2 separate regions of the Homo sapiens genome follow, and region 1 is linked to region 2. A link is an interaction called in ENCODE POLR2A ChIA-PET data of the cell type or tissue named here. Cell type or tissue: Caco-2. All regions are shown on one strand.

Region 1 (4,000 bases), 150 kb before region 2:
CAGAAGAGTCCAAGTGACCCAATTGATAAGAAGAGGCAGAGACAGGAGCCGAATCCAAGCTTCCAACTCTTGCCTGGGGTCCTTTTGTCCTCACCAGGGTTTCTCATACTTGAGTAACATACAGATGCCTCCAAAATAATTCTCACTGGCCCAAGAATATGCCCAGAAATCTTAGGAGTCTGCAGACACAAATTTAAGAACCTTCTAAGTTTGATTTACAGCAAAATCTTGGTTTATTCAGGTGGCTGTAAAGTCATTGATTACCCCAGCGCCAGTGTGATCACAAAGGCAAACATCAACACAGCATTGAAATCACTTGTCCATACAATGTTATAAGGCAGATGTTCAAATTATCGAAAAATATAATTTTTTTTTTGAGACAGAGTTTCGTTCTCATTGCTCAGGCTGGAGTGCAATGGTGCAATCTCAGCTCACTGCAACCTCCACCTCCCGGGTTAGAGCGATTCTCCTGCCTCAGCCTCCCAAGTAGCTGGGATTACAGGCGCTGCCACCACACCCAGCTAATTTTGTATTTTTAGTAGAGGCAGGTTTCACCACGTTGGTCAGGCTAGTCTCGGACTCCTGACCTCAGGTGATCCACCCGCCTCAGCCTTCCAAAGTGCTGGGATTGTAGGCGTGAGCCACTGTGCCTGGCCTAAAATTTTTCTTTTTTTTTTTTTTTTAGAGATCGAGTCTCACTCTGTCTCCCAGGCTGGAGTGCAGTGGTGCAATCTCAGCTTACTGCAACCTCCACCTCCTGGGTTCGAGCAATTCTCCTGCCTCAGCCTCCCGAGTAGCTGGGATTGCAGATGCGCACTGCCACACCAGCTAATTTTTTGTATTTTAGTAGAGACAGGGTTTCACCGGGTTGCCCAGGCTGGTCTCAAACTCCTGAGCTCAGGCAATCCACCCGCCTTGGCCTCCCAAGGTGCTAGGATTACAGGCATGAGCCACTGCATCCGGTTAAAATCTTTAATTATTTTAGATTATCATTGAAATGAAAATTAAAAATCAAACTCTTGAAGAACTTGTCGGAACCGTCCCCTTTCCCATTCTGAGATTCTGTCAGGCTGCCTCCACATTGCCTGAAAACCCGTCCCTGTTCTAACATTCTTTGAGTTTCCCTGGTAACCATCTGCTGGTGGAAATGACAATTAAGCTGTTCAGCTGCCTGGTTCACTTAGTTCCCCCATTATGGCTCTGTGCCAGGGTCAAGAAGGCCTGAATTTACCCACCTGCAGCAATGGGCCAAAGGAGAGAGATCCTCTCAGGGACAGGATGAGTCTCAAAACACAGAGTAGAAAAAGCCTGCACCTGGACGGACATTGTTCATCCTTCCACCACCTCATCCACTAATGCATCCGTTCTGCATTCACTCTCGCCTGTTACATTCCAGGTCCACATTTGTGGGAGAGAAGATGGGGTGAAAAAATAAGCAAGGTTTACCTTGGTGTATATAATGTACTACTATCAATATTGTGTGCCTCTGTGTGTGTGTGTGTGTGTGTGTGTGTGTGTGTGTGTGTGTGTGTATGCAGTCATATCTAAGCCCTGGTAATATTGCATCCTCCTGGGAAGAGAACCGAGAAGCTGGGGAACAGAGGATGGGAGCCCAGGAGATTTACTTTTCTCGGTACCCTTTGCATACCTTTACACGTTTGCATCATGTGTATACATCATCTTCTCCAAAAACAGGTTTCAGTTTTTGAACTACATTCTCCACTGGAATCCAGTGCTCTGGCCGTGTGAGCAGGCTGACCTTTCAGAGGTGGTGATGGTGGGGTGACTCGCGGTCAGTAAGTGGGACGAAGAAGGAGGCATCATCCAGACCTATTTGCCATGGGTTCTATGGCCTTGTCCAAGAGGCTGCTGGACCCAGAGGCCTCTGCCCACCTCCCCTCCAAACCTGTTCCTGTGTATGCTGTGCCCAGGATTGAACTGCTCAGAGGTGATGGGGTAGCCCCCTGCCATGGCCTCAAGAGACCTGTTTGTGTGGGCTGGCACGTGGTCACATATGAGTGAGAGTCACCAGGCACGTGTGTCCTTTTCTTTCCCCAGACAAATATTCTCTTGGAGCCCTCAGATGCCCTCCCCACCCTGCTGCGAGGGTGACTGGGCAGCTTTGAGTGGCCATGGTGTATGGAGGCCATGGGATACATCCTCCGTCCTCTTCCGGTTTTCTTGAGACATCACGTATGCCACTTCCATAAGTTCCTGCTTCCAGAGTCACCAAGCATGGCCCCAGGAACAGCTCAGAACCCAGGGCCATGGGTGGGAGGGAAAAGGAGGGAGACTGGTGTCTCATGTCTCGCATGTCCCAGCTCCTCCAGAGACTCAGCTCCACTTGCAGATGCAAAGTTAGATTTGAAGAGACTGTAATCTTGGGGCCAGGCAAGATTAGGACATTCACACTGGATGGCTCTCAGGGAGCAGCGTCTTCTGAGGCTTTTCTCAGTGAGTCCTCCCTCTCCCTGGGGGATTTCAAGACTTCCCACTGTGCCTTGACCTGCTTCCTCCAGCCTCATAACACCCCTGAGAGCTCAAGACAGTTCTCTTCCCTATTTTACAAGTAAAGAAGCTGAAACCCAAAGGTAAAATGACTTATCCCCAAGTTCACCAGCCTATAAATCACTCAGCCTGAATTTCAACCCAAGTGGGCCCTGCTCTAAAGCCCGTGCTAACATTCCACCTGAGGTCAAGGCCTCCTGAGGAGGGTGCCACACCAAGAAATGGCCTCAGCTTGCTGCGGATTGTAGAACCCCAAACAATAGAGGAAGACATTGACGCAGTTCATTATATTCAAACCTAAAGCCTTTGTGCATCGCAAGACTGCATACATAAAGTGAAAAAATAATTCACAGACTAACAAAAGACAGTCGCAGCAGACCACAAGATTAGAGCTCCTGCAAATCAATAAGAAAGACACGAACAGCACCATGGAAACACGGACAGGGGGTACAAGAGGCGATCCACAGAAGAGGAAATCCAAACCACTAGCACAATTATGAAAACGGTTTAACTCCACTCTTCAGAGAAATAGAACTTAAAAACAAGAACGAGAGACATTTGGCCCCCATCAGAGTGATAAACATCCCAAAGTCTGACTATTGCCAGGTCAAGTCTGGATGTGGAGCCACAGAAACTGACCCTTTCAGATACAGTCAGGCAATGGCAGGGAGCCCCAAGATACTCACACACCCGGCCATTCTTCCCCAGGCACATGCAAGACACGCATGAGGATGGTCACGGCAGTGCGGTTTTTATTATGGAAAATTGGACATCATTCAAATGCCCATCAACAGGAGAATGGATTGATAAACTGTAGTACATGCCCCTACAATGAAATTGATTGAATAGTGGATATGTGTATACTGGTGCTCTGCACATCAAATGTGGATAAATTTCAAACACAATGTTGAATGAAAACAAGCAAGTTGCAGAAGGCTATGCACAATATTATGTCATTTACAAAGAGTTTAAAGCTACAAAGCAACACTTTCTATGTTTTATGAATGAATACATGTATAGCATGTATACATAAACATGTGCAGGAACAACTCATGCCAACTTCCGGGAATGGGCTGGTGACTATCTCTGGGCAAAGGGAAGGGAAATGAACTGAGATGCTCTTATGTATTTGAAATGTCTTTTTTCACAATCTAGGCCGGCTGCTGTGGCTCACACCTCTTATCCCAGCACTTTAGGAAGCCAAGGCAGAAGGAGGATCACTGGAAGCCAGAAGATCGAGACCAGCCTGGGCAACAATGCAAGATCCTGTCTCTACAAAAAGTTTCTAAAAATTATCTGGGCATGGTGGTGTGTGCCTGTAGTCCCAGTTATTCTGGAGGAAGAAACAGGAGGATCGCTTGAGCCCAGGAATTTCAAGCTGCGGTGAGCTATGATCACCATCTCAGTTCAACCTGGGTGACAGAGCAAGACACTTGTCTCTAAAAAAAAAAAAAAAAAGTAAAAGAAATCTACGCAGGGCATGGTGGCTCAC
Region 2 (4,000 bases):
TGTGAGTCACACCCAGTGGATACAGAGGCGCAGGCCATTGTGTGCCGTGATTCATTCTGTTCTCCCGGCCCCGAAGGGATGACGAGGCCCTGAGCACCGATCCATGCCCACGCCTGTGGATGAAAGCTGATATGAGGAGGCCCAGGGGACCTGAGGGAGTCGGCTCCCTCTGCTACCTCCTGTCTCTTGAGTATCCTGTGATCGTGACCTGTCCATTCCCACCAGTGCAGGGGTCCATGAGCCCCCAAAGGTGCAGTGAGTTGTAGGCATTTCTGTGTTTTCTTTTTCTGAAGAAAGAGTTTGTTGGTTTCATCAGATCATCAGAAGGCTGGGTGTCCCTGTGGAGTGCTGACGGGGCCGTGTGCACTGCGGGCTTGAGAAATGGTGGCAGCGTGGTGCAAATAGAAAGTAGCCTGGTGGCAGTGTAGCATCCTGGGTCAGGGTGTGGTCTTGGAGACGGGCTGTTGGCTTCTGAGCTGGCACCTCCACTTAGGAGCTGTGTGACATTGGGTAAGTTACTTTGTCTGTGCTTCCTCAGTAAAATGGCAATAACAGTATTTATCTCATGGTGTTATAGTTAGACTTTTAGGTAAGTTAATGTTTGTAAAGGACTTACCTCGTGCTTGGTACAAAGTAATCATTTGGTAAAAGTTTGCTGTTGGTAGTTCTAGCTCTGCTATGAATTTGCTGAGTGATCTTGTAAGTGTCTGATCCTGGGGTCTTAGTCTCCACCCCTGGCTCCGCACTCTGTGCTGGGCTTTCTAGGAGCTGCAGGACCAGCTTAGAGAGCAGGGGTGGGCAGGGGAGGTAGGGGAAACCCTTTCTGCATTCTGGGACTCCCTAGCCCAGGCCCTCCCTGGCTTTGTCCTGAGGCAGGGTTATGTAACCAGCCGGGTCTGGCCAGGCAGGGCACGATTCTCAACCTCCTTTTGTCCCTCCATTGTCTCTTTCTCTCCCTTCCCCCCACGGAGCTGTCGTTAGCTGACCTGTTCCTCAAGCTCCAGGGATGAAATTGGACCCTTGCTATTCTGCCACCAATTGATTTAGTTTAGTCCAGAGGTTTGCTGGGCTGGCGGCCCCTCCTCCCGCTACCTGGGGACAGCACTAAACTGATACCTCTATGCCTGCTTCATGCCTCCTTTTTGGGGAGGAAACACAGGAGTCTAGATGACTTGGGCTCTTGGTCCAGCCTGCCAGGTTGTAGGGACAGGATGTTCCTGCCTATGGCCTCTGAAGTTCTAGAGGTACACCCCACTCCCTATCCAGGATTCCTTCCCCAGAAGAGCCTTCTCCATCCTTGCAGCCCAGCACCAATGCCTTCTCTTCCAGGAAGCCTTCCAAGGTACCTCAGCTGCAGGGAAGTTGGCCTCTACTGAGCTCCACAGTGTGTTCTCTGTCCCTTTTAAGAAAACAGAGGTCACAAACTGGCAGGCCACATTTGCCCTATGGGCAGATTTTGTTTGGTCCATGCCAAATATTGAGCTGGTTGCCAACCAGAGGTTTTACATAAAAACTCAGACTTCTGGCTTTATTTCAAAAATTGGAAGACAGGAAAACCTTGAGCCTACATTCTCCAGGGGTCATTGCTGGAGGTGAGGCATGTACACTTCACCCCATCCCCAGCCAGCCATTTCATATGCTTACATGATCTTTCTGGTCACTGGAGGCATCTGAGTTTGCAACCCTGTCCTTAAGCTATGAACCACTTTCTCTCCTACCTTGTTCCTTTGTGGGCTCTTCTAAGGCAGCGGGTGTAAGGGCTGTGGGCTGAATCACCTTTGTGTCCCTCGAAGCATGGAAGCATTGGAGCATCATGCTTAGGCTCAGGACGGTTTCCCCAGTAGGAGCATAACAAGTGCTTCCTGTGTGAAAGCAGGTGTGGCCATGGTCTATCCCTCCAGCTGTGAAGGTTCCATTTGCTAGAGGCCTCTGGGTCAGCCTGCTCTGTGACCCTCGAATCCTCCCCCAAGATAAGCTCTGCCTGCGTAGCCACTGACCCAGGCGGCTTCTTAAGCTGCAGATAACAGTCCCTGAAAGGGCGGGCCCCACCCTGCAGTGTAACCAAGGAGAGGAGCATCCACCTGCAGCTGTCACCAGGTCTTACTCTCATGGTGGGCTTGGAGGAGTTTAGGGAGGGGAGGACTGTGCTCAGCAGCCTTCAGAGGATATCAGGTCCAGACCTCTGTGTGCTGAGGCCAGCAGGGTGAAGAGGGGTGTGGACCAGTTCAGATGTTTACTGGCCTGGGCTTCTTCTCCATTGGGCCTCTCTGTGCTTTCTCCTCCTAGAGTATGTTGCTTTATCCGACAGCTCCCTTGTCCAACTGTCTGTCCCGTCAAGGTTTATTTAACTCATTCAATTGAAATCTTAAGTATTCCCTGGGGCCTGCTAAGATGTCTTCTCCTGGAAGAGGTCTTAGCTGAGAGGTTGCAATTGTTCTGGCTACAGGAAAAACCTGGGAAGCTTGCAAAAATGCATGCAGATTGCTGCCCCCACCCGCTGCCTCCTGCTCTGATTCTTTCATTCTAGGGTGTAGCCTCCCCATCCTGAGAACATTCAGACCAGGGGGTCTATAGACCACTCTTTAAGGACTGTCTTAGTGCATGGAGCCCAGGGCTGGTAGGGAGGAGCCTTGGGTGGCTGTTGTGCTGGGCGACATTAACCATGCCCCTTTCTCTCTCTGGGCTACTCTTTTGCCCCCTGTGCCAATGTTCTGGGCTTCCCCAGTTGTCGTGGCTGAGTGCAATGTGAGCTATCCTTGGAGAGGATAACACAGAGTGGATTGGGGCAGGTGCCAGTGTCTGGGTGGGGTGAGGGCTGCCAGTCCTGGCCCCACCCTAGCCAGGCCCAGAGGAGTTTCACATTCACATTAGGGAACAGGTCAGGAGAGGAGGCAGACTGAAAGCCTGGCTCAAAGTGGGCAAGTGCTGTGCCCCTGGTATCAGGCCCCACAGGGAAAGCCTGGCCTGGGTGGCCCAGTGACCTGGCCACAGGCTGAGGGGCTCTCCTGCTGTGTGGTCCTGTGGCAGGCAGGCTGAAACATCAAGTGCAGGCATGAACAAGCCATTTACAGCCGGGTAAACTGAGGTACATAGAGGGAAGACACTCTCCTAATGTCACTTGAGTGGGTGGAAAGCTGGGCTGGGACCCCAGGTCTTCCAATGCCAGGCAAGGCCACACTCTTCCATCTCCACCTCCCTCTGCAGGGGCAGTGGCAGATCATCTAGCTGGGACAATCATCTGATTGTCTATGACGACCTAGTTAGAGCCTGGAAAAATGAACCATCGTCACAGCCACCCCGGAGGCATGAAACCGGTTGGGTGTGCAAATTACCCCTCAAACATTCTCCATCCCATTTTTTGTTGTTGTTGTTTTGTCTTTCCTTAAACTATCTGATGGGACAGCTGCCTCTGTGCCCGCTTCCGCCTGACACTGGGCTTCGTGCTCTTCATTCTGAGAACAAAGCTTCCTTCTGATAGTCCTCCTGCTGACCACAGGAAAAGGGCAAGCGTAGCACCAGCCTCCCTCCTCTGCCTCCTCTTGCTGGGAGCATGGGGTAGGCAGCCTTGGATGGATGCTGGAAAGGCCATGAAGGTGGGTGGCGGCGGTCCAGTCCACATTCCCTCTGGCAGCCCAACTGTCAGGACTCAGAAGTTCTCCCTCATGGCCAAAAGGAGAGGAAAAGGCACCGGACAGGGACAAACGTAAAGTCTTGTCATCCATTGGTCCAAGCAGTCAATTGGACTAGAACAGGACTGGGAATTTGGCTGGGAACTGGCCAGGCGAAAACCCTCAGGGTTTTAGCTGGCCCAGGTTGAGTCTTGTATCAGCCTCTAGCCCCTGGTCTGTAGGGGCTGTGTAAGCCTAAAGTTGTGTGTTCAGATGAGGGAGACAATAGTCCCTCATTCAGTATATTTGTATTAAACATCTACTTTGGTCCAGGCTCTTTTCTAGAACTGGGATGCAGCAGTGAACAAAACACATGGAGACCCTGTTTTGGA

Evidence for each region. ChIA-PET counts read pairs that join two places held together with the same protein. Peaks named below come from ENCODE experiments on the same cell type or tissue, not always from the same donor. Only the 100,000 strongest peaks of a DNase experiment are listed, where the experiment ranks them.
Region 1: POLR2A ChIA-PET joins it to region 2 with 5 read pairs; 3 of 35 experiments call an interaction of 5 or more read pairs at or near these places.

The regions. Positions count from the first base shown.
Region 1 is chr5:150,344,763-150,348,762 of GRCh38, forward strand. No RefSeq gene overlaps it. Among named protein-coding and RNA genes, the nearest start is that of TCOF1, 11 kb to the right of the region's middle. In Caco-2, no CTCF peak of the experiment used is centred here; no DNase peak of the experiment used is centred here.
Region 2 is chr5:150,497,730-150,501,729 of GRCh38, forward strand. It overlaps a transcript of NDST1 not described here. Among named protein-coding and RNA genes, the nearest start is that of NDST1, 8.4 kb to the right of the region's middle. RefSeq lists a silencer at 798-1,092 and an enhancer at 3,743-4,000. In Caco-2, no CTCF peak of the experiment used is centred here; a DNase peak (open chromatin) is centred at 1,962.